Linked DNA regions of Homo sapiens: region 1 is linked to region 2. A link is an interaction called in ENCODE POLR2A ChIA-PET data of the cell type or tissue named here. Cell type or tissue: PC-9. All regions are shown on one strand. Links, peaks and the distances in the headings refer to the core of each region. The heading gives the core; the rest is flanking DNA. Region 1 has its middle 380 kb from the start of LNC-LBCS. Region 2 has its middle 310 kb from the start of LNC-LBCS.

Evidence for each region. Peaks named below come from ENCODE experiments on the same cell type or tissue, not always from the same donor. Only the 100,000 strongest peaks of a DNase experiment are listed, where the experiment ranks them.
Region 1: POLR2A ChIA-PET joins it to region 2 with 17 read pairs; 2 of 35 experiments call an interaction of 5 or more read pairs at or near these places.

Annotation. Positions count from the first base shown.
Region 1 is chr6:19,415,806-19,428,304 of GRCh38, reverse strand. No RefSeq gene overlaps it. Among named protein-coding and RNA genes, the nearest start is that of LNC-LBCS, 380 kb to the left of the region's middle. In PC-9, for the core only: no CTCF peak of the experiment used is centred there; no DNase peak of the experiment used is centred there; H3K4me3 peaks cover 194 bases; H3K27ac peaks cover 221 bases.
Region 2 is chr6:19,485,655-19,498,153 of GRCh38, reverse strand. No RefSeq gene overlaps it. Among named protein-coding and RNA genes, the nearest start is that of LNC-LBCS, 310 kb to the left of the region's middle. In PC-9, for the core only: no CTCF peak of the experiment used is centred there; a DNase peak (open chromatin) is centred at 5,283; H3K27ac peaks cover 1,175 bases.

The sequences.
Region 1 (12,499 bases), core at 4,699-9,698, 72 kb after region 2:
TATGTCAAAATTGTTTTATTGTTTTAAGAAATAAATATTTATGATCAATGCATTGTTTATTATTCATTTAATTATTCATTTATAGTTATACAGGTCATGGAGAAGCCAATGTGCATGGATGTACACATGGAGGAAGGGAGAATAAATAAACTCCAAATAGAAGGCCTTTATTTGCAAAAACACTTTGAGGTAAATCAAATGAGGTTAGAATTTATTATTCTGATTAGAAGGACCTAGACCAATATTGAGACAATTATAGGCCATCTGTATCCTTACACTAAAAATGTATCCCGTTTTTCTGAAAGATAGAGTCTATAGGAACTATAATGTTCACCTACATAGTGCTAGGGTGCATTTTCCAATCCATGTGTAACGGATTTACCCACTAATTAACCTATAACTCATTCTGTGTGACAACTCATGGAGCAGATAGAGTGCATTTGTAGTTTCCTTCTTATTACAGAAAAGGAAAACAAGAACCATAATTGCCTCAGGATTACTGTATCATTCAGGATTGGCCAAGTTATACTAAGATAATAAATGAACTTGGAAATCTTGTTGACTTAATCAAACAAGTGTTTTTCTTGCTTATGCTACATATCCAGTATAGTTGCATGTATAAAGGGAGGTGGTATGAGGCTCTCCTACTCATGGAAGCTTAAGGATACTGCTGACACAGGTTCCACCATAAGGAACAGACTGTACATGAAGAGCTCATACCTTTCTGTCACTTCTGCTCACACCCCATTGGCCAGAGCTAGTTAGGTGGCTCTGCCTTATTTAAAGAGGGCTGGGAAGTGAAGGGGGGAAGGTGAATATTGGATGAATAGAACTGTCACAATTAACTAGAGAAAGTGTCAAAACCAAGACTCCTTCATTCCTGCTAACATCAGTTAAAATAACGGATAAATGTTAACTGGAAACAACTCTATTTCCAAATTAAGTGAATGGTGAATTGACTCTTTTTTACTATTTTACTTTATTTTTTGAGACGAAGTCTCACTCTGTCACCCAGACTAGAGTGCAGTGGTGTGATCTCAGCTCACTGCAACCTCTGCCTTCTGGGTTCAAGCGATTCTCCTGCTTCAGCCTCCTGAGTAGCTGGGATTACAGGCACACACCACCACACTCAGCTAAATTTTTTATTTTTTAATTTTTTGTAGAGATGGGGTTTCTCCATGTTGGCCAGGCTGGTCTCGAACTCCTGACCTCAAGTAATTTGCTCGCCTTGGCCTCCCAAAGTGTTGGGATTCCAGGCATGAGCCACCACACCTGGCCTGAACTGACTCTTAATGAAGCCGATTTATCTCCTTTTAAATACTGGTTTACTGTGACTAGTTTTTGATTCTCGATATGAATTCAGGGCATCTGGCAGGTTAAGTGGAAAGTATTATTTCTCACTATATAAAAAAAATGCAATCATTGGAAGACATAGTTCAACCAAGGGTCTCAATGGAAAATTGAATTAGAACATAAATTAGCTCTTCTTTCATAGATCAATTGCCCAATGTAGATGGGGACTTGGCTATTAGGTTATAGTGCAGTTGTTGCCAAAGTGGGGTGCATATACATTTAATAGATTGATACTGGTTTATTCATTAGGTTGATATGTGAGAGTGTCCCTTGCTACATATGAGAGGAAATCTTAGAACAAGAGAAGTAGCTCCCTATCAAAGAGAGGCTGAGGGTGGTGCCATTACTTATTTGATTGTGTGTTTTTTTAATGTTTTCTCAATTAGAACAGATTCTGTTATGTGGGTTTGAATATATTTGATTTTTCTTAGAATTTTCATCTTTCTGCCCACATTACTCATCCGTTCTTGTGTGTTGTTTACTTTTTTTTACTACATCTCTTAACATATTAATTGTAGCATTTTAAAATTCTCTGCTTAATAATTCCAAAATCTATGTCATATCTGAGATTTTTTTTTAATTTGCTTTTTAGCATGTCTTCTATTTGTTTTTGTTGTTGAAATCAAGGCATGACATATAAGGTAATAGGAACTGAGGTAATTAGGCCTTTCGTGTGAAGATTTATGGTAATCTTGATATGGGAGTTATGAAGAAATCACTTAGGCAGATAGTGAGGGTACAGAAGTCCTGGGTAAGTCTTTTCTTTTTAATGAAAAGCAGCCCCAAATCATTTTCTAACAAAGAACATGACTGTAAAGTCAAGCTGCAGACATAGATAAGCAAGCTGGAAGCTTGCAAGTGTGAATACCGGCAGGAACGAGGGACTAGACGTGTTCAAGAGGGCGGCTCCTTCTTACCTTCTTTGCCAGCCACATGTACAGTAAGGAGCAGACAAGATGGCACCGATTAACTGGAAAGCTCATTTGCATAATAAGATTAGGGTGAGGAGACCAGCCTTCCCTGTGCACTACGTAAAGGTCATACCTGATTGAACCAATCTGTGAGTCCTATGTAATTCAGACACCGACTCCTCAAACCTGACTATAAAATCTGGCCCATTCACTGCTAGCCAGTCCTTTCCACTTGGAGACCCCTCTCTCTATGAAGAGACCCATTTCTCTTTCTCTTTTCTTCTGCCTATTAAACCTCCACTCCTAAACTCCTCCTGTGTGTCCATGTCCTAAATTTTCCTGGTGCGTGATGACGAACCCCAGGGTATATACCCCAGGCAACATAGCAGCTTCAATCTGGCTAGGAGTTGGGCCCAACTTAACGTTTGCTATAGCTATAGGTGGTAGTGGTCTCAAATTCCTCTAGTGTCTATGTTTTTACTGCTTCATGATTCCCTAAGAAATACTCCTCAGATAGAGTTTGTGTGCTATGGTCTGAATGTTTGTGGTCCCACAAATTCATATGTTGAAATCATAACCCCCAATATGATGGTATTAGGAAGGGGGGGGCCTTTGAAAGATGACTAGGTCAAGAGGGTAGAACCCTTATGATTGGGACTAGTGCCTTATTAAAGAGGCCCAAGGGAGCTTGTTTGCCCCTTCTTCCATGTGAGGACACAGCAAGAAAACACCATCCATGAAATAGGAACTGGGTCCTCACCAGACAGCAAATGTGCTGGCTCCTTGATCTTGGACTTCTCACTTTCCAGAACTGTGAGAAATAAATGTTTGATGTTTAAACCACCCAGTCTATAGATTTTGTTATAGCAGCATGAATGGACTAAGACATGGAATATGGACTAACATATGGAATCTGGACTAAGACCAGAAATCTCGGCTGAGATCTGCTTGTCTGGACAGGAACTACTGGAGGCTTAAACTAGCAGAAACACATAGATAGCAATGTGCTCTTTCAGCTATAAGTCACTGTTATTCTAGTGGAGTCTTGCTGGTGTGGTGGTAAGGTAGGGCGAGGGAAGTGTTCTGTAATCTACTAATAAAATCTCTGTTTTCAGCAGGCCTGAGTTCTGGGGCTTTGACCTTTGCAAAGGTTCCATAGTTTTGTTCTCTTCTAAGCTAAGACAGGAAGTCAGACAAATGTCCTTCCTCCAGGTGGTTTTTAAAGCTCTGGTCAAGTCTTTCCCCCACCAACTGGAGAGTAGGCTTTTGTCATGGAGAATGCTCTGACGGTGTTTTACTATGATTGTCCCTACCAGAACCATGAGGGGATTTTTCTTGTCTCTTCACCATGAAGGCTTGTTGGGGTTTCTAAATGTAAAAGTGAGGAGGCCCTCCTAAGACTGCAACTGCCAGGATTTTCTCAATCAAAAGCTAGTACATGTTTTGTCTCCTCTAAGTCATCAAAATTACTATTTATGTGTTTCTTCTAGTTTAAGGCTCCAGTAGTTCCTGTCCAGATAAGCAGATCTCAGCTGAGATTTCTGGGTTGTGGTTTGCCCTGCTACCTCATGGGTACAAGAAAAGTCATTGATTTGTCAGTTGGTTCAACTTTATCTAGTTGAGAAAATGAGAGTAATGACTTCCAAGCTCTTTATCTGCCAGAGCTAAAACTGGAAGTCTGAGCTTATTTGTTAATAATGTAAAATTGCTGTACCTTAATATCTTCTGATTAGTTGGCAAGAATAATTAGCAGAGGTCAGATAAGAAGGAAATTTTTAACAGAATTTTAAGAGAAAACATTGCATAATTACTAGATGAACTTGAAAATAATTTCCACAATTTAATCAGTATGATCAACAATGTACTTCTTCTATTTATATTTATATGTTAATGTTGAGTGGCTTTTCCATTTATCTGGCCATAAAATCAAGTATCAAAATAAACTGAATTTAGAACCAGAATTTCATATTGCTAAATCACAGGTATTAAATAAAATTCTTCAAAAAAATAGAGCATATTGAGTCATACTTTTTGTACTAAAAATGTCATGAATACTACTTTTTGTGTGTGAAAAAACTTTTATTTCATTGATAAAGAATATGTAACAAAAAATAATGGTTATTTTATGTTTATCTCACCCTTTAAAATTCCCATTTTGATAGTATGTTTTATAACATATTCAACATATTAATAATGTTAATTAATAATATTAATGTATGTACAATTTATAAAGAAATATGTATATGGAAAGGAATATTCAGATTTTTGCTGCTGGTGTAAAGATTAAAACAATCAGTCTACTAACTGCTACTTGAGTAACTTTGGCCAAATTATGTAACTTCATTGAGCTTCAGTTTCTGATATGCAAAATGGAGACGATGATTTCTATGTCTCCATCTTCTAAGGTTCTTGGTAGCATTAAGAAAGGCAATGCATCGAGACCATCCCGGCTAAAATGGTGAAACCCCGTCTCTACTAAAAATACAAAAAATTAGCCGGGCGTAGTGGCGGGCGCCTGTAGTCCCAGCTACTTGGGAGGCTGAGGCAGGAGAATGGCGTGAACCCGGGAGGCGGAGCTTGCAGTGAGCCGAGATCCCGCCACTGCACTCCAGCCTGGGCGACAGAGCGAGACTCCGTCTCAAAAAAAAAAAAAAAAAAAAGGCAATGCAAGGCTGAGTGCAGTGGCTCACACCTGTAATCCCAGCATTTTGGAAGGCTGAGGTGGGAGGATTGTTTGAGGCTGGTAGTTTGAGACGAGCCTGGGCAACATAGTGAGATCCCACCTCTAAAATTTTAAAAATTAGCTGAGCGCAGTGGCATACATCTGCAGTCCCAGCTACTTGGGAGCGTGAGGTGGGAGGATTGCTTGAGCCTAGGAGGTCAAGACTGCAGTGAACCGGGTTCTTGTAGCTGCACTCCAACCTGGGCAACAGAGTGAAACCCTGTCTCAAAACAAAAACAAAAAACAGAGAAAGTATATGAAAAGGATTTTTCAATAACTGTTGAGTGCTAAGCAGCAGCTATTGATGCTTTAATTTTTCTGAGTTTTCATCCTGTGACTCCTTATTGCTGCAAAGGGGAATAATAGTTTTTTTTTTCTTCAGCTAAATAGCTCACAAACTGGGAATGGATTAAAAACTATAATAATTTTTTTCTACAAAAAAACACTGTGGAATTACTCTGAATATGTGACAAAAAAAGGGAGTCTCACTTTTCTCTGAGAAACAACAGTATCACACAGTATCTGACCCCGTGTTGCTCTTAGTATAAAAATTTAAGAAGCCGAACTTGAGAAAGGCAGAAGATGCCAACTTAGGCCCCTGACGTGTTAGGCCGAGAGACACATGATTCTAGGCACAATATTTGGATAATAATTTTATCTTTTTTCCCAGAAACCACCTGGGATTTTTTTTTTTTTTTCTGACACGGAGTCTTTGCTCTGTCGCCCAGGCTGGAGTGCAGCGGCGCGATCTCGGCTCACTGCAAGCTCCGCCTCCCGGGTTTACGCCATTCTCCTGCCTCAGCCTCCCGAGTAGCTGGGACTACAGGCGCCCGCCACCGCGCCTGGCTAATTTTTTGTATTTTTAGTAGAGACGGGGTTTCACCATGGTCTCAATCTCCTGACCTCGTGATCTGCCCGCCTCAGCCTCCCAAAGTGCAAGAAGTTCTTTCAAATGAATAAGAACAAAGATACAACATACCAGAATCTCTGGGAGACAGCTATGTCAGTGTTAAGAGGAAAATTTACAACACTAAACTGCCACATTAAAAAGTTAGAAAGTTAACAACCTAATATCAGAACTAAAAGAACTAGACAACCAAGGGCAAACAAATCCCAAAGCCAGCAGAAAACAAGAAATAACCAGGCCTGGTGTGGTGGCTCATGCCTATAATCCCAGCACTTTGGGAGGCCGAGGTGGGTGGATCTTCTGAGGTCAGGCATTCAAGACCAGCCTGGCCAACATGGTGAAACCCCATCTCTACAAAAAATATAAAAATTAGGTGGGTGTGGTGGCAGACGCCTGTAATCTCAGCTACTCAGGAGGCTGAGGCAGGAGAATTGCTTGAACCTGGGAGGTGGCGGTTGAAGTGAGCTGAGATCATGCCATTGTACTCCAGCCTGGGTGACAAGAGCAAAACGAACTGAAGGAGATTGAGACACAAAAAATCATGTCTCAATCAAAAGATCAACAAATGCAGGAGGTTTTATTTTTTTTTGAAAATATTAATTAAATAGACCACTAGCTAGACTGATAAAGAAGAAAAGAGAGGAGATTAAAATAAACACAATCAGAAACAACAAGGGGGATATTACCAAAACCCCACAGAAATACAAACAACTATCAGAGAACATTATGAACACCTCTATGCACATAAACTAGAAAATCAAGAAGAAATAGATGAGTTCCTGGACACTTAGACCCTCCCAAGACTGAACCAGGAAGAAATGGAATCCCAGGACAGATTAGTAATGAGTCAGTAATAATCATTGAAATTGAGTCAGTAATAAGTATCTTACCAACCAAAAAAAAGCCCAGGACCAGACAGATTCACAGCTGAATTCTACCAGATGTGAAAAGAAGAGCTGGTACCATTCCTGCTGAAATGATTCCAAAAAGTTGAGGAGAAGGGACTTCTCCCTAACTCATTCTATGAGGCCAGCATCATCCTGGTACCAAAACCTGGCAGACACACAACAAAATAAGAAAACTTCAGGCCATTTTTATCAATGAATATTGATGAAAAATCCTCAAGAAAATACTGGCAAACTGAACTGAGCAGCACATCAAAAAGCTTATTTACCACGATCAAGTAGGCTTTATCCCTGGGATGTAAGGTTGGTTCAACATATGCACATCAATAAATGTTATTCATCACATGAACAGAACTAAAGACGAAAAACCACATGATTATCTGAATAGACATAGAAAAGGCTTTCAATAAAATTCGACACCCCTTCATGTTAAAAACTCTCAAAAATCCTAGGTATTGAAGGAATATGCAGCAAAATAATAAGAGCCTTCTATGACAAAGCTACAGCCAACATCATACTGAGTGGGCAAAATCTGGAAGCATTCGCCTTGAAAACCAGCCAAAGACAAAGATGGCCTCTCTCACCACTTCTATCCAACATAGTATTGGAAATCTTGGCCAGGGAAATCATAAAAGAAAATAATAAAGGGCATCTAAATACAAAGAGAGGAAGTCAAACTATCCCTGTTTGCAGATGACATGATCCTGTAACTAGAAAACCCAGTAGTCTCAGCCCAAAAGCTCCTTAACCTGATAAACAACTTCAGCAAAGTCTCAGGATACAAAATCATTATGTAAAACTCACTTGCATTCCTGTACACCAACAACAGTCAAGCTCAGAGTGAACTCAGGAACACAATCCCAGGCCCAACTGCCACAAAAAAACAAAAACAAAAACAAAACAAAAAACAAACCCAACAACAACAACAACCAAAAAAAAAAAACCCTAGGAATATAGCTAACCAGAGAGGTGAAAGATCTATACAAAGATAATTAAAAAACATTGTTCAGAGAAATCAGAGATGACACAAATGGAAAAAGATTCCATGTTCATGGATAGGAAGAATCAATATCATTAAAATGGCTATACTGACCAAAGCAATGTATAGACCAATGCCATTTCTATTAAACTACCGCTGACATTCTTTACAGAACTAAGAAAAAAACTATTTTAAAATTCATATGGAGTCAAAAAAGAGCCTAAATAGCCAAGGTAATCTTAAACAAAAAGAACAAAGCTGGAAGCATCATGCTACCCAAATTCAAACAATACCACAGGGCTACAGTAACCAAAGCAGCATGATGCTGGTATAAAAGCAGACACATAGACCAATGAAACAGAATAGAGAACCAGAAATAAGGCTGCACACCTGCAACTGTTTAATCTTCAACAAACCTGACAAAAACAAGCAATGGGGAAAGGATTCCCTAATCAGTAAATGGTGTTAGGATAACTGATTAGCCATATGCAAAAGATTGAAACTTAACCCCTTCCCTTCCCCATATAAAAAAAATTAACTCAAGATGGATTAAAGACTTAAATGTAGAACCTAAAACTATAAAAACCCTGGAAGATAGCCTAGGCAATACCATTCTGGACACAGTAACAGGCAAAGATTTCATGATGAAGGTACCAAAAGCAATTGTAACAAAAGCAAAAATTGATAAATGGGATCTAATTAAACTAAAAAGCTTCTGCACAGCAAGGGAAACTATCAACAGGATGAACAGACAACATATATAATGGGAGAAAATTTTTGCAGTTTCTAATATCCAGCATCTATAAGGAACTTAAACAAATGTGCAAGAAGAAAAGAACCCCAATGAAAAGTGAGCAAAGGAAATGAACAGACACTTCTTAAAAGAAGACATACATGTGGCCAACATGCATATGAAAAACAGCTTCTATATCACTGATCATTAGAGAGATGCAAATCAAAACCGCAATCAGATACCATCTCACACCAGTCAGAATGGCTATTATTAAAAAGTCAAAAAATAGCAGATGCTAGCAACATTGTGGAGAAAAAGGAATGCTTATACACTGTAGGTGGGAGCGTAAATTAGTTCAATCATTGTGGAAGACAGTGTGGCAATTCCTCAAAAACCTAAAAACAGAAATATCACTCAACTTAGCAATCCCATTACTGGTATATACCCAAATGAATATGAATCCTTCTGTTATAAAGATACATGCCAGCATATGTTCATTGCAGTGCTATTTACAATAGCAAAGACATGGAATCAACATAAATGCCCATCAATGATAGACTGGATAAAGAAAATGTGGTACATATACACCATGAAATACTATGCAGCCATAAAAAGTACAAGATCATGTCCTTGGCAGAAACATGAATGGAGCTAGAGACCATTATTCTTAGCAAACTAACACAGGAACAGAAAACCAAATAACACATGTTCTCACTCATAAGTGGGAGCTAAATGAGAACACATGGACACATAGAGGGGAACAACACACACTGGGGCTGATCAGAGGATGAAGGGTGGGAGGAGAGAGAGGAAAAATAACTGATGGGTACTAGGCTTAATACCTTGGTGACAAAATAACCTGTGCAAGGAACCCCCATGACACAATTTTCCCTATATAACAAACCTGCACAAGTACCCCTAAATTTAAAATAAAATTATGAAAAAAGACATATGAACATATTTTACTGGATTCTTATAATATACCTCTTTGAGATAGGTAGGTTAGATACAATTATCACCATTTAGAAAATGAAGATACAAGCTCAGACATGAGGATTTTTTGTTTAGCCTACTAATCAGGATAAGTTTTAGAAACTGCTCTGGTACCAAGCTAGATATTTTATTTTGAGTTCTAATTTTTTGTTTTGTTTTGTGTTTTTTTTTTCTGCCTTGTGATCATGAAAAAAAGACACATAATTATTTCAGCTTAGGCTAATACAGTAATTGTACATTTTTTTCCAAGAAAGTCTACACCTATTTTAATATCCTGATTGTTCCTTCATATAGTATTCTATCAACCTCCCTCAGATTTCCATTTCAGTTATCTTCTGGGAGAAAGACAGAAAAAGAGACAGAGAGATAGAGAGGCTGGTGAGAGAGAGGGGGAGGGAGACAGAGAGAGACAGAGACAGAGAGACAGTTGGTTTTCATATATTTCTGGAGTATGTTTCTTATGTATGTAAGATAGGCCTATTCACTTGTGCAGGGATGAAGTACTTTATTTAAAATAAAATAAAAAAAAACTTTGCCCATCCTCTTGCATGAGGACAAGCTTTGTGTAATGTCTTAACCACTATAGGTTGCTTATACCTGTGAAATTTGCATATTGGTATAGGTCTTCATTTCCTGTACACTTTAACAAAAATTGGCATAGATTAGTCAGTGCCATTTGGTGTCTTTATTCTACCTTGTTAGAATTAAGCTGGAGGGGGGAGTAAACAGTAATTTGTTGGGGTAGAGTTGTTGGTAGCACTAACATTAATATGAGGCCTTCTCTTTCAGTTCTAATCAAGTCATTTTGGACCTCTTACTTCTGAGAAAACTGCTTCTGTATATGAGTTGAATCATCTTTCTAAGGTCATTCATAGGTCACCTGTTGCTCACAAAGAAGAAATGCACTGTATGAAACAGCTAAGGTGATTCACCTGGGCATATGCTAAGCACAAATCAACAGAGGAAGAGGCCAGATTCCTGTAAGAATTGGGTTTCTAATTTCTTTTCAGTATATAAACATAGGTAGTTATTATATTGTTTCAGACTTTTCTTTACAACAAATTGTCTTCTTGATTTTCAGAGTATTTAAGAATCTTAAAATAGAAGAAAGAAAACTAGAATTTAAATATTTTAATAAACAACCATGTCTAGGTAGGGCACAGTGGCTCATTCCTGTAATCCTAGCACTTTGAGAGGCCAAGATGGGCAGATCACTTGAGGTCAGGAGTTTGAAACCAGCCTGGCCAACAGAGCAAAACCCCATCTTTACTAAAATACAAAAAAATTAGCCAGGCGTGGTGATGCACACATGTAGTCCCAGCTACTCAGGAGGCTGGGGCAGGAAAATCACTTGAACCCAGGAGGTGGAGATTGCAGTGAGCTGAGATCGTGCCACTGCACTCCAGCCTGGGTGACAGAGTGAGACTCTGTATCCAATAAATAAATAAACAAATAAACAAACAAACAACCATCTCTAAAACTTCTTTTTATGATAACAGGTTGTGGCAGATTAAAGACAGGCAGGTGTTCTTAGGAACTCCTTTCATGAAAAGGTGAACCCTATTACTCCTCCTTTGCATTTTGGTAGGCCCTATAACTGCTTAGTGGATAGAATATGATGGCAATGATGTTCTGTCAGTTTTCAAGTCCAGGCCTGAAGACACTGGTAGTTATCCATGGTAGTGGGAATTCTAAGTTGTCCTCCAAAATTTTACCTCATAGAGTGCATGCCTCATTCTGTAGACTTCTCTTGATTTGGGATGAGACCTATGACTATGACATATGTCACTTCAGGAATTATGCTACCTTATATGGCAATGGCCAAGGCATTTCTGGATGTAATTAAGATCTCTAGTAAGTTGGCTTTGAATTAATGAAAGGGACTTTATCTTGATTAGGTTAGAACTAGTCAGGTGGTCCTTTTAAAGAGGGCTAGGTCTTTGCAACAAATAGTGCTGGAACAACTGGATATCCAAAGAATGAAGTTGGACCCCTTCCTCACACCATACACAGAGATAAACACAAAGTGGATTTTAGACCTAAATGCAATGGCTAAAACTATAAAACGCTTAGGAAACATACAGTAAACATCATGAACTTGGGGCAGGCAATAATTTCTTAGATACAACATCAAAAGCAAAGTAGCAAAAGACCAAAAAAGATAAATTGTACTTCACCAAAATTAAAATTGTAATGATTCTAAGGATATAATCTAGAAAGTGAAAAGTCAACCAATTAAATTGGGAAAATATTTGCAAATCATATATCTAGCAAGAAATGTATTCATAATATATTTTTAAAAAACCTGTGGAAACTCAGGAATTGAAATAACAATAACTCAATTTTAAAAATGAATAAAGGATTTGAATAGATATTTTCCCAAAGAAGGTATACAAGTGGCTAATAAGCACATAAAAAGATACCTTCAAATCATTAGTCATTAGGGACATGCACATCAAAACCACAATGAGATACTACACACCCAATAGGATGGTTGTAGTAATAAAAAAAAACAGATAATAACAAGTGTTGAAAAGGTTGAGGAGTAATAGAAATCTTCATACATTGCTGGTGAGAATGGAAAATCGTGTGGCTGCTTTGGAAAGTAGTTTAGCAGTCCCTCAAATTGTTCAACATAGAGTTATCATATAATCTAGCAATTTCACTTCTAGGTATAAAACCAAGTGAAATACAAGCATATGTGCACACAAAAACTTCTGCATGAATGTTTATAGTAGCATTATTCACAATAATCCCCAAATAAAAATAATCTAAATGTCTATCAACATTGATAGATAAATAAAATGTGGTATATCCATAAAAATATTACTCAGCTATAAAAGAGTATAAAGTACAAATACATGATACAACATTATATCTTGAAAACATTTGCTAAGTCACAAAAGACTTAGTGACTCATGATTATGAATCAGTCACTAAGTCTTTTGTGAATGTGAATGATTCCACTAATATAACTAAACAGGAAAAAATTTATA
Region 2 (12,499 bases), core at 2,930-7,929:
AATGTGTTTGCTCTTGCTTCTCTAGTTCTTTTAATTGTGATGTTAGGGTGTCAATTTTTGATGTTTCCTGCTTTCTCTTGTGGGCATTTAGTGCTATAAATTTCCCTCTACACACTGCTTTGAATGTGTCCCAGAGATTCTGGTATGTTGTGTCTTTGTTCTTGTTGGTTTCAAAGAACATCCTTATTTCTGCCTTCATTTCATTATGTACCCAGTAGTCATTCAGGAGTAGGTTGTTCAGTTTCCACGTAGTTGAGCGGTTTTGAGTGAGTTTCTTAGTCCTGAGTTGTAGTTTGATTGCACTGTGGTCTGAGAGACAGTTTCTTTACATTTGCTGTAAAGAAATTGTGTTCTTTACATTGTGTTCTTTACATTTGCTGAGGAGTGCTTTACTTCCAACTATGTGGTCAATTTTGGAATAAGTGTGATGTGGCACTGAGAAGAATGTATATTCTGTTGATTTGGGGTGGAGAGTTCTGTAGATGTCTATTAGGTCCGCTTGGTGCAGAGCTGAGTTCAATTCCTGGATATCCTTGTTAACTTTCTGTCTCGTTGATCTGTCTAAGGTTGACAGTGGGGTGTTAAAGTCTCCCATTATTATTGTGTGGGAGTCTAAGTCTCTTTGTAGGTCACTCAGGTCTCGCTTTATGAGTCTGGGTGCTCCTGTATTGGATGCATATATATTTAGGATAGTTAGCTCTTCTTGTTGAATTGATCCCTTTACCATTATGTAATGGCCTTCTTTGTCTCTTTTGATCTTTGTTGGTTTAAAGTCTGCTTTATCAGAGACTAGGATTGTAACCCCTGCCTTTTTTTGTTTTCCATTTGCTTGGTGGATCTTCCTCCATCCCTTTATTTTGAGCCTATGTGTGTCTCTGCACGTGAGATGGGTTTCCTGAATACAGCACACTGATGGGTCTTGACTCTTTATCCAATTTGCCAGTCTGTGTCTTTTAATTGGAGCATTTAGCCCATTTACAATTAAAGTTAATATTGTTATGTGTGAATTTGATCCTGTCATTATGATGTTAGCTGGTTATTTTGCTCATTAGTTGATGCAGTTTCTTCCTAGTCTTGATGCTCTTTACAATTTGGCATGTTTTTGCAGTGGCTGGTACTGGTTGTTCCTTTCCATGTTTAGTGCTTCCTTCAGGAGCTCTTTTAGGGCAGGCCTGGTGGTGACAAAATCTCTGAGCATTTGCTTGTCTGTAAAGTATTTTATTTCTCCTTCACTTATGAAGCTTAATTTGGCTAAATATGAAATTCTGGGTTGAAAATTCTTTTCTCTAAGAATGTTGAATATTGGCCCCCACTCTCTTCTGGCTTGTAGAGTTTCTGCCGAGAGATCCGCTGTTAGTCTGATGGGCTTCCCTTTGTGGGTAACCTGACCTTTCTCTCTGGCTGCCCTTAACATTTTTTCCTTCATTTCAACTTTGGTGAACCTGACAATTATGTGTCTTGGAGTTGCTCTTCTTGAGAAGTATCTTTGTGGCTTTCTCTGTATTTCCTGAATTTGAATGTTGGCCTGCCTTGCTAGGTTGTGGAAGTTCTCCTGGATAATATCCTGCAGAGTGCTTTTCAACTTGGTTCCATTCTCCCCGTCACTTTCAGGCACACCAATCAGACGTAGATTTGGTCTTTTCACATAGTCCCATATTTCTTGGAGGCTTTGTTCATTTCTTTTTATTCTTTTTTCTCTAAACTCCCCTTCTCGCTTCATTCCATTCATTTCATCTTCCATTACTGATACCCTTTCTTCCAGTTGATCGCTTCGGCTCCTGAGGCTTCTGCATTCTTCACGTAGTTCTCGAGCCTTGGCTTTCAGCTCCAACATCTCCTTTAAGCACTTCTCTGCATTGGTTATTCTAGTTATACATTCATCTAATTTTTTTTTCAAAGTTTTTAACTTCTTTGCCATTGGTTTGAATTTCCTCTTGTAGCTCGGAGTAGTTTGATCGTCTGAAGGCTTCTTCTCTCAACTCGTCAAAGTCATTCTCCGTCCAGCTTTGTTCCATTGCTGGTGAGGAACTGCGTTCCTTTGGAGGAGGAGAGGCGCTCTGCTTTTTAAGAGTTTCCAGTTTTTCTGCTCTGTTTTTTCCCCATCTTTGTAGTTTTATCTACTTTTGGTCTTTGATGATGGTGACGTACAGATGGGTTTTTGGTGTGGATGTCCTTTCTGTTTATTAGTTTTCCTTCTAACAGACAGGACCCTCAGCTGCAGGTCTGTTGGAGTTTGCTAGAGGTCCACTCCAGACCCTTTTTGCCTGGGTATCAGCAGCGGTGACTGCAGAACAGCGGTGGCTGTAGAACAGCAGATTTTCATGAACCGCAGTCTGCCCATTCTCAGATCTCCAGCTGCGTGCTGGGAGAACCAATACTCTCTTCAAAGGTGTCAGACAGGGACATTTAAGTCTGCAGAGGTTACTGCTGTCTTTTTGTTTGTCTGTGCCCTGCCCCCAGAGGTGGAGCCCACAGAGGCAGGCAGGCCTCCTTGAGCTGTTGTGGGCTCCACCCAGTTCGAGCTTCCCAGCTGCTTTGTTTACCTAAGCAAGCCTGGGCAATGGCAGGCGCCTCTCTCCTAGCCTCGCTGCCACCTTGCAGTTTGATCTCCAGCTGCTGTGCTAGCAATCAGCGAGACTGTGGGCGTAGGACCCTCCGAGCCATGTGTGGGATATAATCTCCTGGTGTGCAGTTTTTTAAGCCCATTGGAAAAGCGCAGTATTAGGGTGGGAGTGTCCCGATTTTCCAGGTGCCGTCTGTCACCCCTTTCTTTGACTAGGAAGGGGAACTCCGTGACCCCTTGTGCTTCCCAAGTGAGGCAATGCCTCGCCCTGCTTCGGCTCGCACACGGTGCGCTGCACCCACTGACCTGCACCCACTGTCTGGCACTCCCTAGCAAGATGAACCCGGTACCTCAGATGGAAATGCAGCAATCACCCATCTTCTGCATTGCTCACACTGGGAGCTGTAGACCGGAGCTGTTCCTATTTGGCCATCTTGGCTCCACCCTCCTTTTAAGTTATTTTTAATTGCCTGCAGAAGTGCTGTATATAGGGTGGGTGCTGTGACTCACACCCATAATCCCAGCACTTTGGGAGGCTGAGGTGGGCAGATCACCTAAAGTCAAGAGTTGGAGACCAGGCTGGCCAACATGGTGAAACCCTGTCTCTACTAAAAATACAAAATTTACAAAATACAAAAATTACGCAGGTGTGGTGGTGCACGCCTGTTATCCCAGCTACTTAGGAGGCTGAGGCAGGAGAATTGCTTGAGCCCAGGAGGTAGAGGTTGCAGTGAGCCGAGATCATGCCACTGCACTGCAGCGTGGCCACAGAGTGAGACTCCATCTCAAACAAAAAACAAGAAGTGTTTTATATATATTTGTATGTGTGTGTATACACACACACACATATAGTAACACATGCACACACACATATATATTTATGTTGATTTATAATGCTTAGTATGTATTTGTCCAATGGCAACAAACAAATATCCTATTAACATGTAACTTCTAACTGTTGATTTTTCCTGGCTATTAGGTAAAAGTAGATGTCTGGAAATTTAGAGGAGAAAAAGTTGTTGCTTTGGTAATTGAAACCCCAGTGTTCCCTCATTTTTCCCAAATGCAGCATTTGATACATCCTGATTCATGAGGGCTCTGTCATGTATCAGATTCCCCCTTTGCATAGAAAACACCTCTTCAGGAAGGAAAAGGTACAGGCTCCACCCCACTGAATTTCTGTGATTTTAGGAAACTCAGTGTCATGCACATATTAAAATGATCAGCATTCTCGTAAAAGATCTGTAAATTTTACTACCATAAATATTACTAAAAGATTTTGTGTATTTCCCCAAATACTCCTTGAGACCAAATTCCTGGAAGTGCATTTTTTTGTGTGTGCCAAGATGTTTTCGGACGTGTTGCCTGCTCCCCTAGAAAGGTTGTGCCAGTCAATACTCTCATCATTGGTGTTTGTGAGTGACTGCTCCTCTGAAAATGTTTCCTCCATTCCTATCACACAACAATTAATCCAGACTAGTTAGTTTTGAGACAATGGCACAGCTCCCCAGTGAAGCCACACAGTTGGTATTTTATGATGCCTGTAAGTATGCTCATTGAAGCTTTCACAGTGGGAGCAAAGGGGCAATTGATGAAATGGTGCTCTTGTGGTCTCAAAGTGTTCTTCTGTTTTAACAAATTGCCACATTGAATCAGAGAGGCAATTTATTAGATATGCCCTTTGATGAAGGAAGCATCTTGGAGAGGGTCCATAGATAGAAAACACAGGTTTAAAAAACAGTCAATGAATACTGTGGTTCCTTGGTATCCACGGAAGATCGTTTCCAGGACCCCAAGGATACCAAAATCTATAAATGTTCTAGTCCCTTACATAAAATGGTGTAGTATTTGCAAATAATGTACACATATCCTCTCGTATACTTTAAATCATCTCTAGATTATACACAACATCTAATACAATGAAATTGCTGTGTAAATAGTTGTTATACTTTATTGCTTTTATTTGTATTTTTAAAAATGTTATATTATTTTTTATTGTCTTTTCCCAAATATTTTCGATCTGCAGTTGGTTGAATCCCTGCATGTGGAACCCACAAATACAGAGGGCCAACTGTACTGTTGTCTTAAAAAATGTCATGGAATTTGTTTCATGATTAATTTAGAAATTCAGTCAGTATCTAGTGAGCACCACATTGTTCACAACTATGGTTAGAGCTTAGAGTAGAAGGAAGAAGAAAGCACTCATATGTGACTTAGGAGCTCATGGTCTAGTGGGAGAATAAGGTGTGAAGGATGATAGCCTGAGGAAGCTCAGGAACTGGGCAGCAGAATCCACACTGCATATGTGAGGCTTTTTCCTCTACATACAGCATCCTGGTGGAACAATGACCTGTGCGCTTCTGAGAACAGAAAGAAAGGGAAATGTCATTTGCCACAAGTCCCTTGCTATCTGTTTATCTTTCTCACTCTTGACCATCAGTTGGAATGACTGGACATAGTTAGCATTTTTTCCATTTAGAACACAGACACACATCTCATTTTAGCCTAATGTGTCAAGTATTTCTACTGTCAAAAATAAAATCTGATCAAGTTAGAAAATTTTATTGTGTATACAAAAGAGCTGTTTGCCAACTGGGAGACTTTGAAGTGTAGATGGTTAGAAGCTCTCCTTATGGCAGTTACAGCCAGTTTATAAAGCATAAAGGAGGAAGTGTTTTGACCTTTTTTGCAATTGGCTATTATACATTAACATTCTTTGTAAGGCAAGCAGAGCTGTGTAAGCTGATTTGTTTCTAGCTGATTGGTTTCATTTCACTGAATCATTCTGACAAGGGTGTAAAGCTTATGCTTTGTGTTTTGTTTATAATTAGAGCTGGCTTTTCAGGATGACAAATTTTGCCTATGTGGTTATGGGTGGTTGGACTTGGGGTACATTTAAACTGTTGCCTCCATTTTAATTTTTTTAACACTGCAGATCCATGAAACGTCATCAAATACCAGAATGTGCATAATCACAAAATCCCTAATAAGAGCAAAGAATGGAGAGTATTTTTTCTTTATCCAAAAGGCCCTTTTGCCTCTTGCAATGCATATCTTCTCTTTGAAAATCAGCGCCATATTTTTTAGGGGCTTTAGTGCATGATTACTGATTTTGGATTGTCAATAAAAGCTAAATTTAAAGCAAAAGAAACACTTTCTTCAATTCCTGAGTGGTTTAAAATATATGGACTTTAACAGAAACTTTTCACGTGGTTGTCAGTTTTTCAGGGGGTTCATTGCTTTAATATCTTTCACCTGAACACTTCTTGTTCAAATGGCATTCTAATGAGAATGTTTACAATATGGCACTAAAGTGATAAAACAGGACTCAAAATTACAGTTATGCCATGATTATATTTGTGTTAAAATATGTAATCATGTGAACAAAGACTGGAAAGGAATATCCCCCATGTGAAAATATTTATTATGTTAGGTGCAGAAAGTTGACATGATTTATTTTTCACCTTTAAAACCTCCTTAATATTGCTCTCAAAATGTTTCTTCCATTCTGAAAGTTTCATAATCATGTTAATAATAAACACTTTAGTTGAGAGATGGTCAATGCCATAACTGAGCCTTACAAACTGATTTTGAAATTTCACTGGCCAGTGAAATTATTAATGAAAATATGAGGGGCTGACATTGGGTGGCTAGCTTTTACATTTGCAAGGAAGGGGGGAAGCTGCATCTATCATCTATTATCACCATCATTTTAAGAAGAAAGACCATTTTGACACTGAACAATTATATTTACTAAAGCATCAGAGGTAACCAAGGTGTTAATCATGAACACAGGTCTTCATGATGTGGCTGAGAGTTCCTGGCTTAGGGACTGTGGTTACTAATCATCAACATTCCCTGGACCTGCAGGGCTGGTAAATTCTACCAATGCCTTTTAAGATCAACACTGTCACCCGGGAGGCGGAGCTTGCAGTGAGCCGAGATTGTGCCACTGCACTCCAGCCTGGGCATCAGAGCAAGACTCCGTCTCAAAAAAAAAAAAAAAAAACCAACATTGTCAGTTGCATACACAATGGCTATTTCTTGCCTTTTTACCATCCTAAATAGGATGTCAATGCTATCTGCACCACTGACCAGACTAAGAATAACAAGATCCTAGTGGACTCACAATTTTAAAATATTAACATAATTTAATAATCTCTATGTATTTTAGCTTCCTCAACTATGAATTATTTGGCCTCCCAGTTTTTTTTTTTCCAACTCACAGCATCTCTTTAGCTATGTTTTGAATAGATAATATCACAGGGCCGTTCAAAATAGACAGATGTTCGACAGCATGACTGGAAGATACACTGGGGATATTATTAAATAAAATAAATGTTTCTATTCATTTGTTTGGGGTATAAAAGAATATTGACTTTTTAGAAGAATAAATGTGAAAGACTCCCATTATGATTTTTTGCTTGGTAGACAACAATGTGTGATTTAAAACTGATAGCTGACTTCAGTACAGATTCTGTCTGATGATGAGGCCCCATCAAATCACTTCACCTTGCTGAATGTCTTTTTCTCTTCTTTAAAAATGTAGAAATCAGACCATTTCCCAATTCCTTTTCAGAACCAAAGCAAACACAATAAGCAACATTCTGCCTTTGGTTTTAAAGCCATTTGAAGCCATGACGTTTGTGGCAAGACCAGCAATTTGCCCAGTGAAAGATCCCAGACTCTCCTTCAGATCCTCTAGCTTCAATGCTTGCAGCCAAAACCAGCACAGATATGCATAATTTCAGCCCTGTCCTCCTGAGGACAGAAGGTTTCTCACATCAGCAAAGCCAGTGGTTCCCAGACTTCAGTACGCACCAAATCTCTGTGAGACTTTTCAAAACATAGATTGCTGGGTTCCACCTCCAGAGTGTCTGATTCCATAGGTCTGGGGTGGGGCCTGAGAATTTACATGTATAAGTCCTTAGGTGATTCTGATGCTGCTGATGCAGGGACCACACTTCTGATCGCAGAAACCTTAATGGTAAACCTCCGGTTCTTCTTCATTGATTGGTTGCTGCTGCCTCTCACAACTCCTGTATAAATATGTGAGGTGGCAAGGTCTGAGGATACAGGGAAAAAACGAAACTCAGTTTCTCCTATACCCTTACTAAAATAATCAACACAGAAGACTTCCATGACCAAATGTGTGGGGATTTTCACCCTCTATATCAAGTAAGCAATCAATTCTGCAGTAGTCACCAGCGGGGTGTCCTCCAGTTCAATTCCAATAGAGATAGCATTCAGACCCCACAGGTTGAGCTACAGTCTCACAAGACTAATCCTCACTTCTGCTGCCCATTTAAAGCTTTAGGTTGTTTCACCTGTTTTTCTGACTGACCAGGTATAAATTGGGATTCCCATAATGCCTCCCAGGGTTTGATTAATTTGTTAGAGTGGCTCCTAGACCTCAGGTGAATACTTACTTACATTTACTGGTTTATTGCAGAGGATATTACAAAGGATACAGATGAAGAGATGCATAGGGTGAGGTATATGGGAAGGGATGAAGAGCTTCCATGTCCTCCCCAGGCTTCCTGCTCCAGGAACCTCCATGTGTTCAGCTATCTGGAAGCTCTCTGAATAGTCCTTTTGTGTTTTTATGGAAGCTTCATTATGTAGGCATGATTGATTAAACCATTGGTGATCAAACCATTGGTGATCACCCCAGAAATTGGGGAGTGGGGCTGAAAGTCCCAACCCTCAAATCCTGTCTTGGTCTTTCCAGTGAAAAGCCACCATCCTAAAGATACCTAGGGCCAGCCACTGGTCAACTCACTAGTATACAAAAAGCCACTTGTCGCTTTGAAGATTACAAGGATTTTAGGAATCGTGGGCCAAGAAATGAAGATCAAATATCTGTTTTTCTATATCACACAAGGGTTTAGGGTTGCTCTAGAGGAGCACAAAGCATGGTGTATGCAGCCATACCTGGCCCAGGGCTGCTGTACGTGGGATGGCAAGAGCCTGGCCCAGTGTGTATCGTGAAAACCCTTTGCCCATATGTTTCCTGGAGCCTGCATCATGTATAAATTTTTGTGTTTGCCCTTGCCTTTCACTCAATGAATTTTCAAATAATTCTTAAAGACACATTTTTTTTAAAACATACAGAGTAAAAAGATAGACATGCAAACTACTTTCAATTATTCCACAAATAGTGAGTGAGAAAAATATTACATGTTAATGTATTTTCTTGCATTTTTAAAAATTATGCTACGTGTATAATTTGTAGTCCTGGCTCTTTATTTTCCACTTCACATTATTATAACATGATCATTATCCAACTTATTTGAAATCATGTTAAGTGGTTTAACACACATACATACATAATTTTTCTCCTAATTATGAGTAGGTCAGATATGATTATGATTTAGCTATGTCCCCCATGATTGAGTACTTCATTTATTTCTTATTTTTCACAATTTTAAATGGCCAAATGTCATACATCTTTACCCTTAACTCGTTACTTTCTTAGGTTATATTCTCAGAAGCAAAGTTAATGGCCCAACTTGTGAGCATTTTGAAGGTTCGTAACTATTGCTGAATTGCTTTCCAGAAGGTCTAGACCAATCTATCCTTCAAGCGCAATGCAAGGGCAGTCTCTCAACTCGTGCCACCAGTGAGTCCTCTCAGAAATCTTTGCCAGTGTTATAGTGGAAATTTGCATGTCATTATTGCTTTAATTTATATTTCTTTGATTATCCTAATACATATACCTTATTTATTAGACATGTATTTCTATTACTGTCATTGTCAGTTTCTATCCATGTGTTTAAAAAATTTTAAATTTGTATATGCCTTCTGAGGAAAAAATGAAATTATCATTAAACAAAGATGGAAAAAAGTATTCATAACTGGAACAACAAAAAAATTAACCACCATTCACATTCTGCCAGATGTTTTTATTTGCATGTGTATATACATTTATCTATGTTCACGTATGTATTTTGCTTACAAACATAAGGAACATTTATAGAAGTTGTCTGCAAAAAGGATGTCACAGTAGACGTAAACCTTATAACCCATCTAAATTAAAAATATATCAGGCTGGGCACGGTGGCTCACACCTGCAATCTCAGCACTTTGGGAGGCCAAGGTGGGTGGATCATGAGGACAGGAGATAGAGATCATCCTGGCCAACATGTGAAACCCCGTCTCTACTAAAAATACAAAAATTAGCTGGACTTGGTGGCACGTGCTTGTAGTCCCAGTTATTCGGCAGGCTGAGGCAGGAGAATCTCTTGAACCCGGGAGATGGAGGTTGCAGTGAGCCGAGATCGCACCACTGCAGTCCAGCCTGGCTGCAGAGGGAGACTCCATGTCAAAAAAAAAAAAATATATATATATATATATAAATAAATATATATATATAAATAAATATATATATAATTTTAATTTCAAAAAATCTTAAAACATCACTGAAATTTACTGAATAGAATTTGAGTATATGCATGCAATATTCAACTCATTCTCCACTTAAATAAGTTCTTGTAAGAAGCATATTATTCATTATTAGGAAAAAATTTCTAGAAATGGAATTTCTGAGTCAAATTCTTCAGCGCACCCACACACACACACACACACACACACACACACACACACACATTTTCCCCAATTATAAATGAAATATAAATTTCTAAAAATCTAAATGTTTCAGAAATAGACATGCTACTATGTATTATTCTGTTTTAAATTTATTCTTTTTTATTCTTATACTTTAACTTCTAGGGTACATGTGCACAACATGCAGGTTTGTTACATATGTATACATGTAGCATGTTGGTGTGCTGCACCCATTAACTCGTCATTTACATTAGGTATATCTCCTAATGCTATCCTTCTCCCCTCCCCCAACCCCACGACAGGCCCCAGTGTGTGGTGTTCCCCACCCTGTGTCCATGTGTTCTCATTGTTCAATGCCCACCTGTGAGTAAGAACATGCGGTGTTTGATTTTCAGTCCTTGTGAGAGTTTGCTGAGAATGATGGTTTCCAGTTTCATCCATTTCCCTACAAAGGACATGAACTCATCCTTTTTTATGGATCATAGTATTCCATGGTGTATATGTGCCACATTTTCGTAATCCAGTCTATCATTGATGGACATTTGGGTTGGTTCCAAGTCTTTGCTATTGTGAATAGTGCCACAATAAACATACGTGTGCATGTGTCTTTATAGCAGCATGATTTATAATGCTTTGGGTATATACCCAGTAATGGGATGGCTGGGTCAAATGGTATTTGTAGTTCTAGATCCTTGAGGAATCGCCACACTGACTTCCACGATGGTTGAACTAGTTTACAGTCCCACCAACAGTGTAAAAGTGTTCCTGTTTCTCCACATCCTCTCCAGCACCTGTTCTTTCCTGACTTTTTAATGATCGCCATTCTAACTGGTGTGAGATGGTATCTCCTTGTGGTTTTGATTTGCATTTCTCTGATGGCCAGTGATGATGAGCATTTTTTCATGTGTCTGTTGGCTGCATAAATGTCTTCTTTCGAGAAGTGTCTGTTCATATCCTTCACCCACTTTTTGATGAGGTTGTTTGATTTTTTCTTGTAAATTTGTTTAAGTTCTTTGTAGATTCTAGATATTAGCACTTTGTCAGATGAGTAGATTGCAAAAATTTTCTCCCATTTTGTAGGTTGCCTGTTCACTCTGTTGGTAGTTTCTTTTGCTGTGCAGAAGCTCTTTAGTTTAATTAGATTCCATTTCTCAATTTTGACGTTTGTTGCCATTGCTTTTGGTGTTTTAGACATGAAGTCCTTGCCCATGCCTGTGTCCTGAATGGTATTGCCTAGGTTTTCTTCTAGGGTTTTTATGGTTTTAGGTCTGACATTTAAGTCTTTAATCCATCTTGAATTAATTTTTGTATAAGGTGTAAGGAAGGGGTCCAGTTTCAGTTTTCTACATATGGCTAGCCAGTTTTCCCAGCACCATTTATTAAACAGGGAATCCTTTCCCCATTGCTTGTTTTTGTCAGGTTTGTCAAAGATCAGATGGTTGTAGATGTGTGGTATTATTTCTCAGGGTTCTGTTCTGTTTCATTTTTCTATGTCTCCATTTTGGTACCAGTACCATGCTGTTTTGGTTACTGTAGCCTTGTAGTATAGGTTGAAGTCAGGTAGTGTGATGCTTCCAGCTTTGTTCTTTTGGCTTAGGATTGTCTTGGCAACGTGGGATCTTTTTTGGTTCCATATGAATTTTAAAGTAGTTTTTTCCAATCCTGTGAAGAAAGTCATTGGTAGCTTGATGGGGATGTCATTGAATCTATAAATTACCTTGGGCAGTATGGCCATTTTCACGATATTGATTCTTCCTATCCATGAGCATGGCATGTTCTTCCATTTGTTTGTGTCTTCTTTTATTTCATTGAGCAATGGGTTGCAGTTCTCCTTGAAGAGGTCCTTCACATCCCTTGTAAGTTGGATTCCTAGGTATTTTATTCTCTTTGAAGCAACTGTGAATGGGAGTTCACTCATGATTTGGCTCTCTGTTTGTCTGTTATTGGTGTATAAGAATGCTTGTGATTTTTGCACATTGATTTTGTATCCTGAGACTTTGCTGAAGTTGCTTATCAGCTTAAGGAGATTTTGGGCTAAGACGATGGGGTTTTCTAAATATACAATCATGTCGTCTGCAAACAGGGAGAATTTGACTTCCTCTTTTCCTAATTGAATACCCTTTATTTCTTTCTCCTGCCTGATTGCCCTGGCCAGAACTTCCAACACTATGTTGAATAGGAGTGGTGAGAGAGGGCATCCCTGTCTTGTGCCAGTTTTCAAAGGGAATGCTTCCAGTTTTTGCCCATTCAGTATGATATTGGCTGTGGGTTTGTCATACATAGCTCTTATTATTTTGAGATACATCCCATCAATACCTAATTTATTGAGAGTTTTTAGCATGAAGGGTTGTTGAATTTTGTCAAAGGCCT